Regions from separate parts of the Homo sapiens genome. Here region 2 is linked to region 1. A link is a contact called in ENCODE POLR2A ChIA-PET data. All regions are on one chromosome and are shown on one strand. The core of a region is the stretch at or near the end of the contact, and the rest is flanking DNA. Distances in the headings are between cores, read along the strand shown.

Region 1 (6,895 bases), core at 2,630-5,129:
TTGCATTTTGTTTAAAAATATTGAATGTCTTTTCATGTGTTTTTCAGCTTTTTTTTTTTTTTTTTTTTTTTTTTGAGACGGAGTCTTGCTCTGTCACTCAATCTGGAGTGCAGTGGTGTGATCTCAAGAGCCCCGTCTCCTGAGTTCACACCATTCTCCTGCCTCAGCCTACCGAGTAGCTGAGACTACAGGTGCCCGCCACCACGCCCGGCTAATATTTTTGTATTTTTTAGTAGAGACGTGGTTTCACCATGTTTGCCAGGATGGTCTTGATCTCCTGACCTCGTGATCTGCCTGCCTCGGCCTCAAAGTGCTGAGATTACAGGCATGAGCCACCGTGCCCAGCCCAGCCATTTGTTTACTCTTCCACACATGTATTCAGATTATTACCCATTTTTGTATTAGGTTGTAGAATTAGTTGTAGGATTCGTTATATATTCTGGAAACAAGACTCTGAGTACAACATCTGATACTGTTAGAAAATTTTAACTGTTTCTTATAATTCCACCATCCTGCTCTGTAGTTATAGGAGATATGTAACTATCCATTTGTGCTAAGTCGTTTTGTAGAGTTTTTAAGGATTATGGGTTTTGTAATAGACAGTAAATTATAGATTACTGGACTCTGGTAATTACATATAAGCGGTAGATGGAAGTTTGTGGAGGCAACAAACTAGAACATTGCTTGCTGTTCAGTAGAACATTTAAGTTCAGTGGCCACATGTGACTAGTGACTATAGAATTGGATAGTGCAGGTCTAGAATGCTGCAAAAATCAGTTTTACTGGGTAGAATAAGTCTAGAGTTGTGTAAGTTATAAGAAATGTAATGACTAAAGCCTACTCTTCAGGAAGGAAATAACCCAGACTGCAGTTGTAGAGCGAATGTTGAAAGAGTAAATAGGAGAAAGTCATCTGTAGAAATAAACTGGTATTTGTGATGTCCTTACAGCAGGCATATGATTTCACCTCCAAATTCACGTTCATCACAGGCACAATAGCTGTGTTTTTTGCATGTTTTTTGTTTTTTTGAGACAGGATCTTGCTCTATTGCTGAGGCAGGAGTGCAGTGGCACGATCTCAGCTCACTGCACCTTTTGCCTCCCGGTTTCAAGGGATCCTCCTGCCTTAGCCTCTTGTGAGTTCCTGGGAATACCGGCGCGCCACCATACCTGACTTTTTTTGTGTATTTTAGTAGAGACGGGGTTTCACCATGTTGCCCAGGCTGGTGTCAAACTGCTGGTATTAGCCACTGGGCCTGGCCAATAGCTGATTTTTTTTTTTTTAAATAAATACCTTGAAAACAGATAGAATTTTTTGGTAAAGTATGATATTCAACTTTTATTCGATTTTCATTGGGAAGTCCCCTGCTTTGATCTTTATTAAGCCAGAAAATCAAAACACCAATCCTGGCTTTTCAGCTATTACATAGATAGGGTTCGGTTTGTTACACGTTGTTGATTGTGTGATTTATGGATTATTATTTCCTAGAAGTCAGTTGGGAACTTCATTTATTTACTCAACAAATATTTGTTATGATCCTGCTGTGAGGCATTGTATATAGCAGGAATACTATAATAAGAAATAGAGGCCGAGAGTGGTGGCTGACGCCTGTAATCCCAGCACTTTGGGAGGCCGAGGCGAGCGGATCACCTGGGGTCAGGAGTTCAAGACCAGCCTGGCTAACATGGTGAAATCCCATTTCTACCAAAAATACAAAAAATTAGCTGGGCGTGGTGGTGGGCGCCTGTAGTACAAGGCTGAGGCAGGAGAATCACTTGAATGCAGGAGGTGGAGGTTACAGTGAGCTGAGATTGTGCCCATTGCACTGCAGCTTGGACAACAAGAGCAAAACTCTGTCTCCAAAAAAAAAAAAAAACCAGAAATAGATGGCCTCAGAGAAAAGGGGTTGGGTTAAAGACATCACGTGACGCATAAGGCATAATGTCTTTAGCTTTTACTTTGAATGAGATGGGAAGCTATTAGAGGGCTTTGTGAAGAGAATGGGAGGGTCTTACTCATATTTTAACAAGATCACTCTTACTGAGAAAGATAATGGGTGGCTGTTCAGAGAAGCAGTGATTTTTGGTGGGACCAGAGAAATGGCAATGGGAGTGATGAAAAGCAGATGGATCTTAAAGGTGTTGCTGAGAAATTTGCTTATGTTGTGAGGCTTGAGAGAGGAATCAGATGTGGCCAGCGTTTTTGTCTGGACAACTGGAATTATGGAATTTACAGTGACAGTGATTGGGAGGAGCTAAGGTGAGGAGCAGATATCATAAATCAGTTGTGGACATGTTAAAGTTGATCCGTTTGGAGAGATATTAAGTAAGCAGTTGTTTATATGGTTCTAAGGGAGTCATCTGCTTAGAGTTTATAAAACCGCAATACTGGATGATTGGAAACAGAAGAGAGATTCTGGGGGTACTGTGACCTTTAAAGAATGTGGCGGTAAGGAAGAAATGAGCAAAGGAGATTGAAAATGCCAAAATGAAAAAAATGGAGAAGCATGAAGTATCTTGGAAACTGTATGAATATATGTCAAAAGAGTAGAAAGGCAAACAAGGTCTTTCATGTCACTAATAGTTGAAGTAGTATGAGAATTTAGAAAACGTCTTTTTGAATTAGCGGTGTCATTGGTGACCTTTGACAAAGGTAGGTACTGTTAAAGGCAGAAATCTTACACAGATTTCAAGTGAATGGAAAGATAGAAATTGGAGTCAGCATAGAAAACACACAATAAAATTCACCCTTTTGGTGTATAATTCCTACATCAGATTTGATTTACAAAATGCATAGTCATATAACCATAACTATAACCAAGATAGAAATAGTTCCCAGTTCTCTGAAATGCACCTTCACTCTGTTGCCTAGCAATCATATCTGTTCCTTAAAAGGAATTTTATTGTAAGTGAAAGAACTTCTTACTCTTCTATGTTGATAAAATGAGAATTTTAAAAATATGTAATTTTTTTTCCCCTTTCTTTTTCTTCTTTTTTTTTTTTTTTTGAGAAAGAGTCTCGCTCTGTTCCCAGTCTGGAGTGCAGTGGTGCGGTCTTGGCTTACTGCAACCTCTGCTTCCTGGGTTCAAGCGATTCTCCTGCCTTAGCCTCCCAAGTAGCTGGGACTACAAGCATGTGCCACCATGCCCAGCTAATATTTGTATTTTTAGTAGAGATGGGGTTTCATCATATTAGCCAGGCTATTCTTGAACTCCTGATCTCATGATCTGCCCTCCTCGGCCTCCCATAGTGCTGGGATTACAGGCATGAGCCACTGCTCCCAGCAATTTTTTTTTCTTTGTCTCACAGGCTGGTCTTGAACTCTTGGGCTCAAGCGATCTGCCTGCCTTGGCCTTCCAAAGTGCTGGGATTACACATGAGAGCCACTGCATGTGACTCAATTTCAGTTTTTTTTTTTTTTTTTTTTTTTTTTTGAGAGAGAGTTTCGCTTTGTCTCCCAGGCTGGAATGCAGTGGTGCGATCTTGGCTTACTGTAACCTCTGCTTCCCAGGTTCAAGCAGTGCCTCAGCCTCCTGAGTAGCTGGGACTACAGGTGCATGCCACCACACCCTGCTGATTTTTTTGTATTTTAGTAGAAACCGGGTTTCACCATGTTGGCCAGGCTAGTCTCTTAACTCATGATCTCAGGCAATCCACCTGCCTCGGCCTCCGGAAGTGCTGGGATTACAGGCATGGGCTACCATGCCCAGCCTCAATTTTAGTTTTTTAAAAAATAAAATTGCACCACATTGTCAGTTTAAAATTTTATCTTTGGTAAAGATCAACACTGACATATGGGAGTATGTGTATTGTTGAATACCATGACAAATGAGTAATGTTAAAGTTATTTGTGGCTGCACACGGTGGCTCATGCCTGTAATTGCAGCACTTTGGGAGGGTGAGGCTGGTGGATCACTTGAGGTCCAGGAGCTCATGACCAGCCTGGCTAACATGGTGAAATCCCATCTCTACTAAAATTACAAAAACTAGCTTGGCTTGGTATCGTGTACCTGTAATCCACGCTACTTGGGAGACTGAGGCATATAAACAAGAAAAGCCAGGGATTTTTTTTTTCCCTTTCTTAAAACAGTCTTGAATCCAGTCAAGTTTCAGAATTGATGATTGATCTAGGACTCAAGCAACCTGCCTGTTACAGACTAGATTCTTTTTGACTGAGAAAGTTTTCAGGTGCATTTTCAAATTGTCTTCCCATGAAATGTCTGGTTTTGTGTTAAGATAGTTTCCTAATGAAACCATCAAGACACACCACTTTTTCCCTTAATATGCAACATTTCATTAAGATGTCAAATTTTATTCCTCTTAAAATAAGTATGTACATTTAATGTATTTTTTCTTCGTGGAGCCATTTTCAATCAAATGGCTTAGAATTTACAAAAATATCCCTAAATACTAATATTTGTAATTCTTTCTGATAGAATATTACAGAACCAATTATTGATTGATGCCATTGGCTCAGTATAGGAGCTATTGCTACCTATTCTTTGGTAGTAGGTATGTTTATGGTGTTCCCCAACCCATATCAGTGATCTTTGGACAAGGCTAACCCAACAATGTGGTAATAATCTATTTCCATTTTTTCCCCCTTAATTACCAGAATTATATTTTCTTTAAAAATTATGTTAGAGTTTCCCCATGTGGTGAATACCTTGTATAGCTCCAGTGGTGAGCAAATGAGCATACTGGTTTACCATTTAGTCGTTTTATATTTTAAATGAGTGGTGCTTGCAGTTGATAGTATCCGGGTAAACTGATGCTAGACTAAGACAGCATGTTTGTGGTGAAGTACTTGCAAATAACATTAGAAATCATTGATTTCAGTTTAGAAATAAAACACAAGCTACAAAAATTTTGCTGGTTGATTTATTTTTAAGCACAAAATCAAGAATTCCAACTATGTTACGAACATTTTGAGGCAAGGACTACTTCCTCAGATGTGAATGAGAGTCCATTTCTGCCTGAGCAGCATTCTTTGTAACTAAAAGCCCCACCGGCTGAAATATTTTGAAATATTTTTCTTCAGAAAAGTAGAGAATTTGACTCCTAATTGTGTTCATGGGACTGTTAACATAGATTCAAAACAGAACTATTACTTGCTTCATTTTGGCTATGGTCAGATGAAATAGTAGGTTTTAAAAGGAAATTCCAGTGATAGTACGGAACTAGCTAGCTAGCTAGTTTAACGGATTTATTGTTTTCGGTCACAATTTGACATATTGTTATTTAAATTTTAATGTAAACCTGTGTTAAACTTTTTTATATCAGTTTTTTTATCTACATAGTTAAGTTTGAGGCAGATGTCTGTCATCAGTTGGTAGTTCATTTAACTAGTATTTACTGGAGATAGAATGGAAAAAACTGCTCCTTTGGTTCTCTTAATTTTTGTTTTGTGACGGAGTCTTACTCTGTGATCCATGCCGGAGTGCAGTGGTGGGATCTTGACTCATTATGAACTCCGCCTGTTAGGTTCAAGCGATTGTTGTCCCTCAGCCCCCGGAGTACCTGAGATTATAGGAATGTGCCACCACACCTGGATAATTTTTTCTATTTTTAGTAGACACTGGGTTTCACCATGTTGGTCAGGCCCGTCTCCATGTCCTGGCCTCAAATGAGCCGCTCGCCTTAGCCTCCCAAAGTGCTGGGATTACAGGTGTGAGCCACCCTGTCCGGCAAAACAGATTATTTCAATCTGTTCACATTTTTAAGATGAGAATCAGCTGTGGTCCATTAAATGGTCCATGTACCAAATGATAGCTTTATTATTAATAGATTAACGTCTACTCTGGTGTAGTGTTGACATGTATTACTAGGTTTTTTGAGACCCAGGAAATGTCACTGTTTGCAGCTAATGTCTTATGGTCAGAATTTCCATTTAAGAAGCTTCCCTTTGAAAACCTCTTCTTAGTACATGTCTTGTAATGCTTTTACTTTGGAATTGGGGTAGACATTCTTTGTCTTTTTTTTTTTTTTTTTTTTTGGTGGTGGAGGAGACAAAAGTTTTTACTCTGTCGCCCAGGCTGGAGTGCAATGGCTGTCTGCAACCCCCACTTCCTTCCTGGGTTCAAGCAACTCTCGTGCCTCAGCCTCCTGCGTAGCTGGGATTACAGGTGTGCCACTGCATCCAGCTGGTGTGTTTTGTTGTTTTTTTTTTCTTTTTCTTTTCCTTTTCTTTCTTTCTTCCTTTCTTTTTTTTTTTTTTAAGACGGAGTCTTGCTCTGTCACTGAGGCTGGAGTACAGTGGAATGATCTCAGCTCACTGCAACCTCTGCCTTCCAGATTCAAGCAATTCTTCTGCCTCAGCCCTCCTGAGTAGCTGGAATTACAGGCGTGTGCCACCATGCCCGGCTAATTTTTGTATTTTTAGTATACACGGGGTTTCCCCATGTTGGTCAGGCTGGTCTCAACTCGTAACCTCATGATCCACCTGCCTCCGCCTCCCAAAATGTTGGGATTACAGGCATGAGCCTCCACACCTGGCTGGTGTATTTTGTCTTAATCTGTTCAGGTGATTAATGTCTCTAGAGTGTTTTAATTTCTTAATCTGACTAGATTTTATACCAACACCATCAAGTTTGATTATGGGTGCAGTTACAATTCTCCTAGGGTTTAGTCCTTGTTCCCCTGGTAAAAGATTTTAAACAGCCTAGCCTTAATCAGTAAGTAATCAGCTATTGTTGCCTCATCTATTGTATAGCTTTCTCATAGTGAGAATTTCCGCTTAATTTTTAGCTGGTGCTTGAAGTAGTCATACTGAGCTTCTTAATATATATCCCTTTTAACTTAAAGGTTGTCACACTATGTATGTTTTTTTTCTATTTTCACACTTACCGTCCTCAACATTTTTCGAGGCAAGGACTACTTCCTCAGATGTGAATGAG
Region 2 (6,895 bases), core at 358-2,857, 2.1 Mb before region 1:
GTGGGGGTTCAGTATGTGCTCAGAAGTTACCTCAAATTTGCTCATAAGTTACATTAAAGCAGAATCACATAAAAGTTTGGGTGTAAGAGAACATTTGGTTATAGATTACAGAGGCAACATCCCTAACCCCATTAGACATCATCTTATGTGCAGGAAAAGGCAAGGACTAGGGTCATTTATCTTTTATTATTATTATTATTATTATTATTATTATTATTATTAAATTTTTAGAGGCAGGGTGTCACTCTGTTGCCTAGGCTGCAGTGCAGTGGTGCAATCATAGCTCACTACAGCCTACAACTCCTGGGCTCAAATGATCCCCCTGCCTCAGCCTCCTGAGTAGTTACAAGTGCATGCCACCAAGTCCAGCTAATTTTTAAATTTTTCTGTAGAGACAGGGACTCGCTATGTTGCCCTTGCTGGTCTTGGATCCTAGCCTCAAGCAGTCCTCCCTCTTTGGCCTCCCAAAGCGTTGGGATTAGGTTTATGAGCCACTGCGCCCAGCCCATTTATCTTTTAAGGAATATAGCGACTCAGGCAAGAGACATAGAGGACTGTGTGCCCTATCCTGTTTTGTCTTCAAAGGATCTTTCCAGAGACGTCAGAGTCAGAGGCTTTGTGAAATTATGTTGCCAAACAGAATTGAGCAAGCCTGTCTTCTTACATTTGTTACTCTGTCTCACAGAAGATGGGGAATCCTAAAATACAAATTTTGGCCCATAACTTCATACTGTGTGGGATACTGCTTTGTTGAAGTCCATTTTATTGGCATCCCTTTCTTTTTGTAAGTTAAAAAAAATTTTTTTGAGACAAGGTCTCGCTATGTTGCCCAGACTGGCCTCGAACTCTTGAAATCAAGTCATTCTCCCACCTCAGTCTTCATCCCTTTCTAGCTAGCGAAAAACAAATACTATGGAGAGCTCCGCGTCCTCTTTTCTAGGGCAGGGAGGGGAGCCTGAGGGTCTGGTAGGTCCCAATGAGGTGACTGCTCCAGCACTTCGTCTTTGGGAACATCTGTCTGGTGCCAGTTTGACCCGGGGAACGGCCTAAGTCGCCCGCAGGCTCCTAAGGTCCTCGTCTTTCCGGGTGGCAAGACATCTGATCCCTCTCGAGAACAAGTTCCCAGTTGCTTTAGGCGCTTTGTTACAGCTGACGCTGCTGGTGGCGGTTGGGCTCTCGGCTGGGAAAGGCGCAGCTCGTTTGTATGGCTCCGGAGGGGGCACTGAAAAGGTCTTCCTGGAGGGCTTCCTTCAGAAGGAAACAAATTGGGAGTTGTTGGCGGTCCAGACAGTTCAGCAAAGTGCAGTATCCCTCCTTGGGGAATTTCGGAAGGATCCTGGTCCGGTGTATTCCAAAGGTCCGGCGCCGATAGGTCGACGGTAGGGGGAGGTACCATGCACTGCAGCTTGGCCCCAGGGGACATCTTCCCTGCCCCACGCATCCAATAGATGACCCCAGCTGAGGCCCACGCAGCCAATACCTGACTTCAGCCGAGACCCACGCAGCCAATGGCCAGCCCAGTGCGCTTCGCCCGTGCCCGCCCGCCTGCGCCTACCAATCAGGACTCGGGCCACCTTGGCACCGCCTCTGGACGCCCACCCCACCCATCCGCCCCGCCTCCAACTTGCTCGAGCAGGGCTGGGTAGACCGGCGCGCTCCCGGGGACGGTGGGGGGGGCAGTCCCGGTTTCGGCCATCGCTGGGGTGGGCTCGGAGCGGCCGCACCGGGCAGCAACCCCACTCCCACTCGGAGGCCCCCTGCCCTCTCCCCCACTTCCCCCCGGCCCATGGTGCGAGGCTGGGAGCCGCCGCCCGGGCTGGACTGCGGTGAGTGATCCCCAGCCCCTTGGACTTCCCCTCCCAGCTCGTGTACGGTCTCCCACCTCTGGAGCCCCATCCCCGCGCTGGTGGGGGGATAATTCTAGGTTCGAAGTGGCCCGGTTCTCTCTTTTTTCTCCTCTGGACTTTTCGGTTCCCTCCCCTGTTGTAACTAGGGGAGGGTGAGTGTCTGTGTAGGGGAGGGCAAGAAGGTTGGGTTGGGGCGCCCTTGGCGAGAGTAGGATTGAGATTCGCCTGCCTCATGGGGCTTATCGTCCCAAGTGCAATAACTTTTTGTTCCCTGACCCAGTTCGGAGCCTTCTGGACTGCCTGTGAAATGGAGGATAGGAGAAACATTTCCTTCCCAGGCCCCCCCGCCACACAAACCCCCAACCCCCACGGCTACCTCCTGGCGACCTCAACACACGTGCAGAACCTGGCCTTGCTTCTGGGGATCAGTGGCCTTTGGGAATGAAAGGTTTAGAAGAAACTGCCCCTCTGACTCCCGTACCCAGCCATACTAAGAGAACCAACCAGGAAACTGAGAACCTGAGTCCTCTGGGGTTCCTAGTGTTGCGTCCTATTCTGAGACTCCTAAACTGAAAGAAGACTCAAGCTGAGACCTGTTTGGTAATGTGGGCCCCTATCAGGAGATTTTTTTTTTTTTTGTCATGTGAACCTCCTTCCCATCATACACTTGAAGCCCTTTTATATTACATGATTCGGTTAGTTGGTAGTAATTGAAAAAGCCAGATTGGGAATTTTAAAGATAATGCATACATATCTTAAACATTATAATTAAAAGTATATCCATTTCACCAATCTTTTGATGTAGTGGTGAGACTGTTTTTGTGTCTAAGACTGCTGTTCAGAGTTCCCAATTCTCTTTCCAGTATTAACTACACAGGGAGTCTCAAACCTGGCTGTACCCTGAGAACTTTTAAAAACTTTGGATGCCTGGACCCCAGTACAGACTATTGAACCTGAATGGGAAGGAGGGTGGCCTGGTTTTTAAGCTTCCCAGGTAATTCTAGTGTGCAGTCTGAGAGCCACTCAGGCACTTTCATCATCTTTGGTTTCCCGTTTTGCTTTATTTAAAGTGAAGTATGAATTTAGACACTTCTGAGTGCAGAGTACTTTTGAGATTAAGTCCCACCGCTCAATCTTTTACAGTTGTCTTGCTCACTCCCAACTCAACAATTTTTAAAATGCATACTCTTCCTTGCGTTATGTCTCTCCAAAACATTTGACTTAGTTTTCATAGGAGCAATTTTTTAAAAATCAGTATTCCTGAAGAAACAATTTTTAATGCAGTGATTTTTCATAGGTTTAACATGAGGTTTAATTACATTATTATATAGACACTGAAAAATATGGACATAAGCAGGTTTGTAATCACACAAAACTGGCCCCAGGACACAGGACAACTGAATGAAGCAGATGATTTTGGCGCACTAGTAGCAGCCTACTTAGCCTTTAGTTTCCAGTGTACTGTGGGTATTGGTCATGTAATCCAGTGGCTCAGTTAAGCCAGGCTCCTGGCCCAGTTGAGCATCCCTCCCTTCCACTCTTTCCAACTAATATCACAAATACTTTGTCCCTTCTAGACGCACTTGAATTCTTGAGTATTCCATCAACTCTTTACGTTCATTCACATCAAACTGTTCATCTTTAAGTGATTATCACTATTGCCTTTGTTAAGTTGGAAGGATATGAGGCAGTAAGCCTTAACCTGGCTTCTTGGCAGCAACTAAAGCCCCTGAGTTTATTGTGTAAGTGTGAATGTTTATTTTGGGAAGGTTAGTCATAACTTTCTGAGGGTCTGTAACTTTTGTCTGATTCTCAAAGAGGTTCATGAACTAAAAAGTTAAGAAGCATATAAGCTGAATATCACTATAAGTCTTTAAGGCCCTTAAAACTGTATCCCCAAACACATTTCAGGAGTGCTTCAGATTGTCTCTAAATAAAGATTTAGGGAATTCTAAAGGATCATATCTCATCTCCCACTTTTATTTATTTATTTATTTGAGACAGAGTCTCACTCTGTCCCCCAGGCTGGAGTACAGTGACGTGATCTTGGCTCACTGCAACGTCCGCCCCCCAGGTTCAAGCGATTCTCTTGCCTCAGCCTTCCCAGTAGCTGGGACTACAGGCGCATGCCACCATGCCCGGCTAATTTTTGTATTTTTGGTAGAGACGGGGTTTCACCATGTTAGCCAGGCTGGTCTCGAACTCCTGACCTCAAGTGATCCTCCCGCCTCGGCCTCCCAAAGTGCTGGGACTACAGGCGTGAGCCATTAGACCCAGCCTCGCCTCCCACTTTAACTGTCTCCTACTTTAACGATAAGCCTAGGTTCAAACCTAAAGTTCTAGAGTCCTCTTTTTCCTAGGACTGTGTAAACACAGAAACTGGAAGTTTAAGACAGTCCGTTCTTGTCTTCCATCTGTCCAGGGATATGGAAAGCCCAAGGGGAAAGAAGGGTGTTATACTGTCTCAGAGAGAGAGAGAGAATTTTTTTTTCAATTTTTAAAATTTATATATTTATTTGTAGAGGCGAGGTCTCGCTATGTTGCCCAGGCTAGTCTTGAATTCCTGAGCTCAAGTGATCCTCCTGCCTCCCAAAGTGCTGGGAATACGGGCATGAGCCACTGCACCCAGCCATGACTCCATATATTTTTATTAGTGATTTTTAAGTAGCAATGGGACATATCTGGCATATTTAATAAGGATACAAATTTAGAAGTTGTTCAGAATAGATATTCACCACCACCACCACCACTACCTCCTCTGCGCTAGGACTCCTCACTTCAGCTTTTGATTCTCTTCTTTTTCTACTCAATCCAAAATGGACACACAAGAACACAAGATACTCTAGTGTCTTTATTATGATTTTGATTACTATAGGGTCTACCCTACCTGTTATAATTCTCATGAGCCATTCTGGTTGTGGTTTTCTCTTAGTTCAAAGCCAGATTCTTCCAGGGAAGTACCAGCTATACAGCTGTGCCTTGATTTAAGCCACCATTCTGTTTCAGGAAGTGTTCCATAACTGGTGTTTTGTGTAAGTGAAAACTGAATGCATATAGTACACCAAATATGTTGTTTGCAGTACTGTATGTTACACTGAAATATCAAGCTGATGCCGAGAATGTGAAGGACATCAAGCCACCTAAACGAAAGTAAAATGCTTCCTTACAGCTTTTAATACTTATAAATGTGCCTGCCTTATATTCCCATCTGGCAGTATTCATCCTCACACTGGACTGCTTTGTTCCTTATGCTTTATTTTCCTTATCTCTAAAGTGTTATTGTGTCTTTATATAATAGGACACAAATGAGGTTAAGTAGACGTCAAGCATTGCCATCATAAAGTGTTCTCCAGCTTGGATTTGGTGGTGTTCTCGGTGGGCCACAATTTGTAAATGGTAGTTTAGCACCTGGCCATGCAAGCAGTGCCTCCCAGGCCATTTCAGCTGTGTCCTGGATGAACCTGGAAGGCGAAAGGTGGAACTATCACATAGGCAACTGACACACCGATCACAAAGGATCCAAATTATGGATGCAGTTCTAAAGCACTGGTTTTCATACATTTTTTTAAGTGGCAAATACATTCTGAAATTGTATTTAAACCCCAAAATGTAAAAGTATAGAATCACAGATACACTGGTTTCCTCATCGCTAACTAGAATTAGGGCTCTGCAAAAATAGATTGAAAACAGTGAATGTTAAATGATTCAGTCTTTGTCCCAGTTACCCCATTGTCTAGGAGGAGCATTACTTCACATCAAAATCACCTCCATGAAGTTGAAGTCATGATAAAAGCTGCTATTTATTGAGCCCTTACTTTGTTCTAGTTATAATGTCAAGTGCACTTTTTCATTTAGTCATAAACTTGCTGGGTAGGTGCTTTTTTGCTTTTTTCTTCTCTTTTTGAGACAGGGTCTCTGTCACCCAGGCTGTGGTGCAGTGCACAATCTCGACTCACTGCAACCTCCACCTCCCAGGCTCAAGCAATCCTCCCACCTCAGCCTCCCGAGTAGCTAGGACTACAGTTGCGCCACCATGCCCAGCTAATATTTTGTATTATTATTATTATTATTATTATTATTATTATTATTATTTGTAGAGACAGTTTCACCATGTTGCCCAGGCTGGCCTCAAACTCCTGGGCTCAAACCATCTGCCCACCTTGGCCTCCCAAGGTGTTGGCATTACAGGCATGAGCCACTGCGCTCGGCCCAAGGTGCTTTTTTTCTCATGAGAAACTAAGACTTAGAGAAGTTAAATAACTGCCTGAGGACAAGCAGCATTCTAGGAAGTGGAGTTGCATTAATTTGTCTCACCCCGGACATCCATCCCCTAACATTTGCTCTATGCCCTGCCTATGCATAACACCTAGCACGTAGTACTCTTACGTACTCTCTGCACTGTCTTCACTTTGTTACATAGGAGGAAACCAGGCTCATGTAAGTTAAGTAACTTGCCTGAGATCACATAGCTGATAAGTGGCAGAACCGGGATTCAAACTCAGAGGTTGGCCTTATTGAAGAATTCATATTTCTACCCGTCATGCCATGCTGCCTCCATTGACCCTCTTAAGGGGCTCTTCAAGCAGTATTGCTTTCAGGGTCTGCGTGGCCTCAGTTAGTTAGATTTGCTTGTTAAAAGGAAATGGTGACACGTATTAAAATGCTTCTGAATTTTAAAAATCATGGTGTAAAATCCCTGCGATCACATTGCTCTAAATGTATGGACTTGAGGTTTATTTTTGCAATTCATCGTGTAGCATTTACATAGGAATCCTGTCCTGTCCTTAGCAGATCAGGAGTAATACTTAAAAACACAGATAGAAGGCTGGGCCCGGTGTTTCACGCCTGAAATCCCAGCACTTTGGGAGGCTGAGGCAGGCAGATGACGAGGTCAGGAGATCAAGACCATCCTGGCCAACATGGTGAAATCCTGTCTCTACTAAAATACAAAAAAGCCAGGTGTGGTGGCGTGCGCCTGTAGTCCTAGCTACTCAGGAGGCTGAGGCAAGGGAATCACTTGAACCCAGGAGGCGGAGGTTGCAGTGAGC

Evidence for each region. ChIA-PET counts read pairs that join two places held with the same protein, here RNA polymerase II (POLR2A).
Region 2: POLR2A ChIA-PET joins it to region 1 with 12 read pairs in activated T-cell. The contact joins the promoter of HOMEZ here to the enhancer-like site in region 1. POLR2A ChIA-PET finds 5 or more read pairs at or near these places in 2 of 52 experiments (activated T-cell and naive thymus-derived CD4-positive, alpha-beta T cell).

What each region holds. Positions count from the first base shown.
Region 1 is chr14:21,215,220-21,222,114 of GRCh38, reverse strand. All of the region lies in intron 5 of HNRNPC (heterogeneous nuclear ribonucleoprotein C), which reads left to right. Among named protein-coding and RNA genes, the nearest start is that of LINC00641, 12 kb to the right of the region's middle. RefSeq lists an enhancer at 2,872-3,415. Within about 2 kb of position 3,879, at least 4 of the 41 ENCODE cell types and tissues checked have a DNase peak (open chromatin) inside an H3K27ac peak, as active enhancers do.
Region 2 is chr14:23,280,844-23,287,738 of GRCh38, reverse strand. It overlaps HOMEZ (homeobox and leucine zipper encoding), which reads left to right and starts at 1,607. Exons shown (of 2, transcript NM_020834.3): 1 at 1,607-1,826. The coding sequence starts at 1,787. RefSeq lists an enhancer at 1,098-1,377 and a silencer at 1,468-1,877.